Linked DNA regions of Homo sapiens: regions 1 and 3 are each linked to region 2. The links are chromatin loops, found by intact Hi-C in ENCODE. Cell type or tissue: Calu3. All regions are shown on one strand. Region 1 overlaps CTH (cystathionine gamma-lyase). Region 2 overlaps ZRANB2-AS1 (ZRANB2 antisense RNA 1). Region 3 overlaps LRRC7 (leucine rich repeat containing 7).

Evidence for each region. A loop is a pair of places that touch in the nucleus more often than their neighbours do. Peaks named below come from ENCODE experiments on the same cell type or tissue, not always from the same donor. Only the 100,000 strongest peaks of a DNase experiment are listed, where the experiment ranks them.
Region 1: a loop joins it to region 2, with 4 times the contacts of the local background. A loop is called at or near these places in 8 of 110 quality-filtered maps.
Region 3: it touches region 2 in a loop (4-fold over the local background); 17 of 110 quality-filtered maps call a loop at or near these places.

What each region holds. Positions count from the first base shown.
Region 1 is chr1:70,433,978-70,436,477 of GRCh38, reverse strand. CTH (cystathionine gamma-lyase) reads right to left here. Exons shown (of 12, transcript NM_001902.6): 10 at 1,301-1,353. Among named protein-coding and RNA genes, the nearest start is that of CTH, 24 kb to the right of the region's middle. In Calu3, no CTCF peak of the experiment used is centred here; no DNase peak of the experiment used is centred here.
Region 2 is chr1:71,048,833-71,051,332 of GRCh38, reverse strand. It overlaps ZRANB2-AS1 (ZRANB2 antisense RNA 1), which reads right to left. Exons shown (of 3, transcript NR_038420.1): 2 at 2,345-2,500. Among named protein-coding and RNA genes, the nearest start is that of PTGER3, 2.3 kb to the right of the region's middle. In Calu3, a CTCF peak has its summit at 1,125 (motif pointing right); a DNase peak (open chromatin) is centred at 1,152.
Region 3 is chr1:70,131,803-70,134,302 of GRCh38, reverse strand. It overlaps LRRC7 (leucine rich repeat containing 7), which reads right to left. Exons shown (of 27, transcript NM_001370785.2): 27 at 1-2,500. Among named protein-coding and RNA genes, the nearest start is that of LRRC40, 73 kb to the left of the region's middle. RefSeq lists an enhancer at 1-157. In Calu3, a CTCF peak has its summit at 1,113; a DNase peak (open chromatin) is centred at 1,162.

The sequences.
Region 1 (2,500 bases), 610 kb after region 2:
GTTATGATGTTGACTTAACCCTGCAGTAATTACAACATATGGTCATAGTAGCATATAATAAAGGTAATATATATATCAGGAATGCTTGGGGGGACAGGTAATCAATAAATGATAATCATTAATTTTTTGTTGTTGTTTTGGTTCTTTTTTGAGACAGAGTCTCGCTGCATCACCCAGGCTGGAGTGCAGTGGTGCGATCTTGGCTTGCTGCAACCTCGGCTCACTGCAACCTCCATCACTTGGGTTCAAGCGATTCTCGTGCCTTAGCCACCCAAGTAACTGGGATTATAGGTGTACACCACCACACTCGGATAATTTTTTTTTTTTTTAGGAGAGACAGGGTTTCACCATGTTGGCCAGGCTGGTCTTGAACTCCTGACCTCAAGTGGCCCACCTCGGCCTCCCAAAGTACTGGAATTGCAGGCGTCAGCCATTGCACCAGGCCGAAAATCATTAATTATTAATCTCATTTTATGTGTTAAAAAATGGAAGTTTAAAGGTTAACTAATTGGTGGAAGCAGATCTCAAATCTAGATCCAAGCACCTTTTACCTCCCCTCACTGTTTCTGATGCAAATCCAAGAGTGAAGCTGCGAACACGTTCCTGTGTGACACTTGAGTCAATCAGCTCAACTTTCTGGATCTTTGTTTCCTTGCCTGTAAAATAAGCTGCTGGACTGTATGATCTTAGACTGCTTCTTGTACCAATATCCTCTGATGCTTTGAAAAAACTAGATGAATTGATTGGGTTAGATACTGAAGGGCCTGGTACCAAGTTAGGGTTTGGATTTATCTTGTACACAACATGAAGACATTAAAGGTTTATCCTACAGAGAACAGAAAACAAAAGATTTGACAGTATCTAGTAGGGCTGTTCTCCAACAATCAAGGGCATGGAGGAGTTTCATCAGAGACACATTTTCTGTTTCCCAAAGAGCCTTGAAAACAGCTTTTCTAGTACAAAGTCTCCAATCCCCTCTAAGGCTGAGTAGGGTAGAACATGTGGCCCTTGCTTAGAGGTCAGAGATCAGAGATCCTAGAATACAGTTACTGCTGGAATCTCTTTTTGACAGAGCAGGGAAGGAAGCAACATTTGGGAGGACACCGCTCACTAACAAGAAGCCCTCCATGAGATTTTATCAGGGTCTCCATCTTGACAGGGTTAGAGTCCATTCTGATTAATGTCCTGCTATTCTTATTGTTAAATATCTTGAATTATCCCTGACCTTATCATATTTCTTTCCCAATCATTAAAGCTGACATCAAATTTAAAATACTGAGAAAAACAGAACTATACTTACGGAAGCTCAGCAAGGCTTTCGAATCCTCCCAAGCTCTCGGCCAGAGTAAATAGCTATAGCAAAGAAAACATGAATTTAGATTTTCTAGTAAAATAAAAATACTAAAATCTAAAAATAAATGTTTTTAGGCCAGGCACAGTGGCTCATGCCTGTAATCCCAGCACTTTGGGAGGCCAAGTCAGGCGGATCACCGAGGTCAGGAGTTCGAGACCAGCCTGGCCAACTAGTGAAACCCCATCTCTACTAAAAATACAAAAATTAGCTGAGCATGGTGGCACGCACCTGTAATCCCAGCTACCTGGAAGGCTGAAGCAGGAGTATCACTTCAACCCAGGAGGTGGAGGTTGCAGTGAGCCGAGATCATGCCACTGAACTCCAGTCTGGGCAAAAGAGTGAAACTCTGCCTAAAAAAAAAAAAAAAAAAAAAAAAATTATTGCATTTGAGACTTTGCTCTGTGGTTACCACTTAAATAAAAAAATCTCTAAATGCTTCCCAAGTTATACATACTTCCTTGTTAATATATATCACTTATGAAATACATCCTTTAAATCCCTGCTGGAATAGGGGAAAAAAAAAAAACCACTGTTTTTATGTTGAGTGTGATAGTGTCATAAAACTTTACAAATGTTTTAAAAGTTACTTTGGTAAATGTATTAAATTAAGGTGACACCAGGAACACTTTGACTAATCTGGCAGCTTTCTGTTAATCTATTCTGTAGTATATAAACTGCATGAGCTCAAGGTTAAGCCCAGTGTATGGAGTTGGACAGGCCTCTTGCTCAAGGCCCCTGAGAGCCTCCTCCTGGCTTTTTGAAAATTAGACAAAGGCCTCACCCCAGTCAGATGCAGCTTAGGAGGCACAGGGTTTGGAAAGCCATTCACAGGATGGATTTTAGAACAGCCCTTGTGCAGTGCACTAACTGCACACTACTTCGAGGTTTTACCTATTTCATCTGAAAAAAGGGGTTCACTTTTAAATAAATGCATTAGAATACTCTGTGTCTCCAAACTGATTGTAGTATGTGGAGAGTTAAGTAAGTGAACATATTTAGATGTCTGCTACATTGTTGTTTAAGTTGTTTTCAACCCAATGCATTTCATGATAAAGAGGTTTATGAGTGTAACCTGCAGATACAAAAACATTATCTGGCTTGAGTAGAAGTGAGAGATAGTGAACTGCTGTAAGGCCTTACCTCCTA
Region 2 (2,500 bases):
AGGGAAATCAATCTCTAGGAAGCCAAGCTAAAAGAGCATGGAAAACCATGAGAATGAAGCAGAGATACCAAGAGCAGCATGCCCCATGGGAGGCAATATTGGCAGTTTGAATCCGGACAAGTTAACTGTCAAACAGAGCAAACAAACATAAAATAGATAATACTCAGGGAAAAAAACCCGGTAGACTCCAGAGTCATTACAATATATTACAATGTCCAGTTTTCAATTAAAAAAAACAGGCATGTAAAGAATAGGAAGAAAAGACAGCAGAAAAGGCATTCATAGAAAGGGACTCTTTGATCTAGCAAAGACTTCTAGGCATTGCTTTTATTTTGATACAGTAATTACATTGATTGATGTTTAAATGTTAAGTCTACATTGCACTGTACTTCCATGACAATCATTCTGAGAAGACAAAAGCCATGGGATCAGTGTTTCTCCTGTTATTTGGCACTTAGAATCAGTAATTTTGCACTAAAATATAAACCCCATGAATATAGGCACTGTTATGTATTGCTTTTGTATCCCTAATGACTGAAACAGTGTCTGACATAGATTGGGTGCTCAATGAATGGTTATTGAATGAATGAATGACTAAAATATAAACTAAAATTACTGGTTGGCTCCATGAAGAAAGACTTTCAGATATTTTCCATCCATAGTGAGGCAATCAAAGGCTGATCATGTGACTCATTATTAATCTTATTTTGTATCCATATTTAAGATTTTTAAATAGATGTTTAATAGAAGTAAATAGCAAAATAAATTCATCATCACTAGCTAAATATTGACATACATTATACATTTTAAGCTGTAGGGTACAATTAAGTAATCTGTGAATTTAAAACATGTCCAGGTTAGAATTTCATTGAAAACATAATAGGTGAATATATACTTTAAATTAAAAAAAAATGAATATCTGGTCTTTCAGTTTAATCCTCTACTGGTTTATTGACTGTTAAACAAAGTTGCCAATTTGTAACCTCAAAGGAAAACAAAGTGACCACAATTATGTACTGATAAGTAGATCTCTAGGAAAGAAATCAGAGATTCCCTAAGCAAAGCATCCATTGGCCCTATGGAAATTCTCTTTAAAACAGCATAAAGCATGTTATTAGCCTTTTGGTCACTAGAGGGTGGTGTTGTTTCAGACCAACACAATTCACACTATATCCGTAGTAACTGACCAGAAAGTACCAACCAGAATCCAACTGCCAGCTTCACACTGTTACTCCACAAAACCTCACAGTCACTTGTTTACAAGGTGAATAGCTAAAGGCAGACAATATAGGATGAAGCAAAGTGCTGAAAGAAGAGAAATACCCAAATTATCTGAAATGCAACACATTTTGTTCATTGGCATAGAGGTTAGTGAGAGGCTAACAATTCTTTACTAATACATGCCCCGACGCTTACCATGCTTATCAAGTCCAATTGGCTACAGCAAGCACTTCAGTGGGAGAAGTAAAAGTTTCAAAGAAGTCAAATATTTGTGAATAAAAATGAGAATAGTTTTTGATGTAACTGGAAAAAGATAAGCCTTGCTTCCTTTGCTGTGTGAATGGTGATATGGTCTTAAATTTTAAATATTGAATTACACTAGAATTTTACTAACTATAGATGGTATAAACTTGATAGCCACTTTCATCCAAATGCTTTGGATAAAGCTTTGTCTAAGAATAACCTCAAATATTATTTTATTTTCAAATGATATTAGGCTAGAAAAATACTATCCCAAATACAGGTTTGAGATTAATTCAAAATAATAAGACAAAAGTTTACGGAAGATTTTAGAATCAAACCATTTCACCCTTCCTAGCTGTTGTTCCCATTGTAAACGTGACATTTTAGTCAGTAAAACGCAAAAGTGCAAAACATTTTTAAATGACAGCAAAACACAAAATGAAATTCATGTTGTGATTAATGCATCTTATTAAAATGGAGTTTAAGTTGCATTCTTGCTTTTCCTTCTTTAAAAAACATATAATGTTATAGTGATATTTTTTCAAACTCTCATACAGAATCAAGACAACAGCACATAAAGTATGCAGAGGGACATATCCCATTCTTACCTCTTAACAGTAATTTAAAAGTTAAGAACACCCATACAGAACATCAGCTAAGCTAGGAAAGGCAAAACTGATTGGGCTTGTTCTGAAAGTTGATCTGTGTCAATCAAAATAATGGTCTTTAGAGTGCTATATGATTAAGTCTAATTTCTTAAATATGAGGAAAAATGAACTTTGCAATTATTTTTAAAAATCTTTTCATCTCTTAGACAGTGTAAAAAGGCAAAAAGCAAAAAACACAAGACTTTCCCAAGATTAGGGGAAGATGATCTCACCGTTAATATTCATCTGCTGAGAGCAGTTATGGGACCCATGTCAGGAATACATGCTTCAAATAAGATGGGACTTGAGAATTGCTGAGAGACTTCAGGAACATTCTTTAACTTCATGGGGCCTCAGTTACCCCACCTTTAAGGGAAATAATAATAGCA
Region 3 (2,500 bases), 920 kb after region 2:
TGTCACCAAGGCCGCCAGGGGTTCTCTGCCTTCAGCACCCAGATATTCCCACTGAAAGGAGAGAGGCTGGGGAGATTGCAAACTACCTTGGGAATCCAATGATCACTTTGTGAGAGACATTTTGAAATACATTTCGAAATACATTTCTTATTCACTTCATAATAAAATAAAATCTGATTGTCATATTATGCTGATTACTCATACACATAAATAAAATGAAAAATTAGGCGTTTATTGTAGATGCCTAGTTATTGCCAGATGGAAATAAAGCTATACCCAGATGCACACATATTCAGATTGGACTAGTTTTAGAATTACATAAAGAAGGCTAGGCAAACTTAACCACAGTTCCTGATGTTTAAGTTTTGGAAAGTTAACTTTAAAAATAAATTTTGAGTAACTTGAGACAAATCTATTCCCACATACTTGGAATGGGCATACCTGAAGGAAGTGTGGCTAAAATAATGGGAGATAGGAGCAAAATATTTGGAAAACACAAGTTAGAGAAGAACTATTAAACTGGTGGGTATAATAATTAAACTGAACAATTAAGGAACATCAAAACTTTAAACAATCAAGCCTCACTGAGAAAGTGGTTTCTGTCTCATTAGGTTTTGGGTGATTGATACAATCTGAGAGGTTTAGTAAAAAAACATATAAACTGCCTAAAATAAGCTCAAAGCTCTTGTTTTTTTCTTAAATTGTGTAAATTTAGAGCATTGTTTCAAATTTTCTCAAAGGAGAAAGGAAAGGGGTGTTGTTAGCAATTGTATCAGCACAAGGGGCATAAAAACAGACTGTGTAAGGCCATCCCAGCACTTTGGGAGGCCGAGGCGGTCGGATCGATAGAGCCCAGGTGTTCAAGACCAGCCTGGGCAACATGGAGAAAACCTGTCTTTACTAAAAATACAAAAATTAGCCGGGCGTGGTGGTGCATGCCTGTAGTCCCAGCTACTCGGGAGGCTGAGGCAGGAAAATCGTTTGAACCCAGGAGGTGGAGGTTGCAGTGAGCCGAGATCGCGCCACTGCACTCCAGCCTGGGCGACAGAGCGACACTGTCTCAATACAAACAAACAAAAAACACCCACGACAACAACAAAAATCGGACTGTGCTCCCCCAAGCCAGAGAATTGCCAAGGCTGGGATTTAAAATGTAGATATGAGGTCTCCATCTAGTGGTGGCTCTTCTGAACTGCAGACACATGTTTCTTTAAAAGAGTATGCGGATGTGTACAACTAAATATGAGGATAGTATTTGTCAGAGTTGAACGCAGTAATTTAAACTAGAGGATTTTATTGAGATGAAACACAATTTGTTGCTTTATAAGGGTGGGTTACAGAGGGAAATGTTCACCCCTTCGCTCCAGGAATTTAAGAATAGCATGAATCCTTCCCTGAAGATAGACAAATGAACCAGATCCTCTCAAGGTCCCTTTCTGTCTTATGATAGGACAATAATTTTGCTCCTTTCTCCACAGAGCTTTTACCTGTAGCCACACTGTCTGACATTAGTCTTTATTTAAGAAAAGTACGGCCGGGCGCGGTGTCTCACGCCTGTAATCCCCGTACTTTGGGAGTCCGAGGCAGGTGGATCACGAGGTCAGGAGTTCAAGACCAACCTGGCCAAGAAGGTGAAACTCCGTCTCTACTAAAAATACAAAAAATTAGCCGGGTGCAGTGGCAGGCGCCTGTAATCCCAGCTACTCGGGAGGCTGAGGCAGGAGAATCGCTTGAACTCGGAGGGCGGAGGTTGCAGTAAGCTGAGATCGTGCCACTGCACTCCAGCCTCCAGCCTGATGACAGAGTGAGACTCCGTCTCAAAAAAAAAAAAAAAAAAAAAAAAAAGAAAAGAAAAGAAAAGAAAAAAGAAAAGTACTCTGGTAATTTTTAAAAATGAGATAACTTTTTTCCTTGTTCTGAGAAGTTGTATGACTAAAGCATTACCTATGACGTTAGACAAAAATAGTTTCTAGAAATGAATAGCAATTAAACTAAATATATTTCTAATATGCACCTTATTTTTCACTGTAAATTCTTCTTTTGACATCTGGAAGAGCAGGAGGGAAGGCAGAAACCAAGAAGAGCTGAACGATTACTCCTCTGGCCAAGAGAGAGCAGAGAGAGAGGAAGGGAATTCAGGGCTGTCTGAAGAAGGGGCATGGTCACCAGAACGAAGAGACTGGAGGATATGCCTGAATCTGATTTCTTTTATCCAGTTCCTCTCTGATTCTCTGTATCAGTCCTCTATTGCCCTTCTTTTGTCTTTCTCATTCTTTCTTCCTTAATAACTTATTAATTCCCCTCTTTCCCAGCCCTAGTCTGTTCTTGTTCCTTACTCACTCATTATTCTCATTATTCTAAAATGCTCTTACTTAAAAATATTTCATTAAAGTACTCTTACTATTCTAAAATATTCTTACTATCCTAAGATAATGTCACTCTCTCAATTAATATTTCACTTTTCCAGTTCATTTTTCATTTATTTTTGTTCAAAGAGACA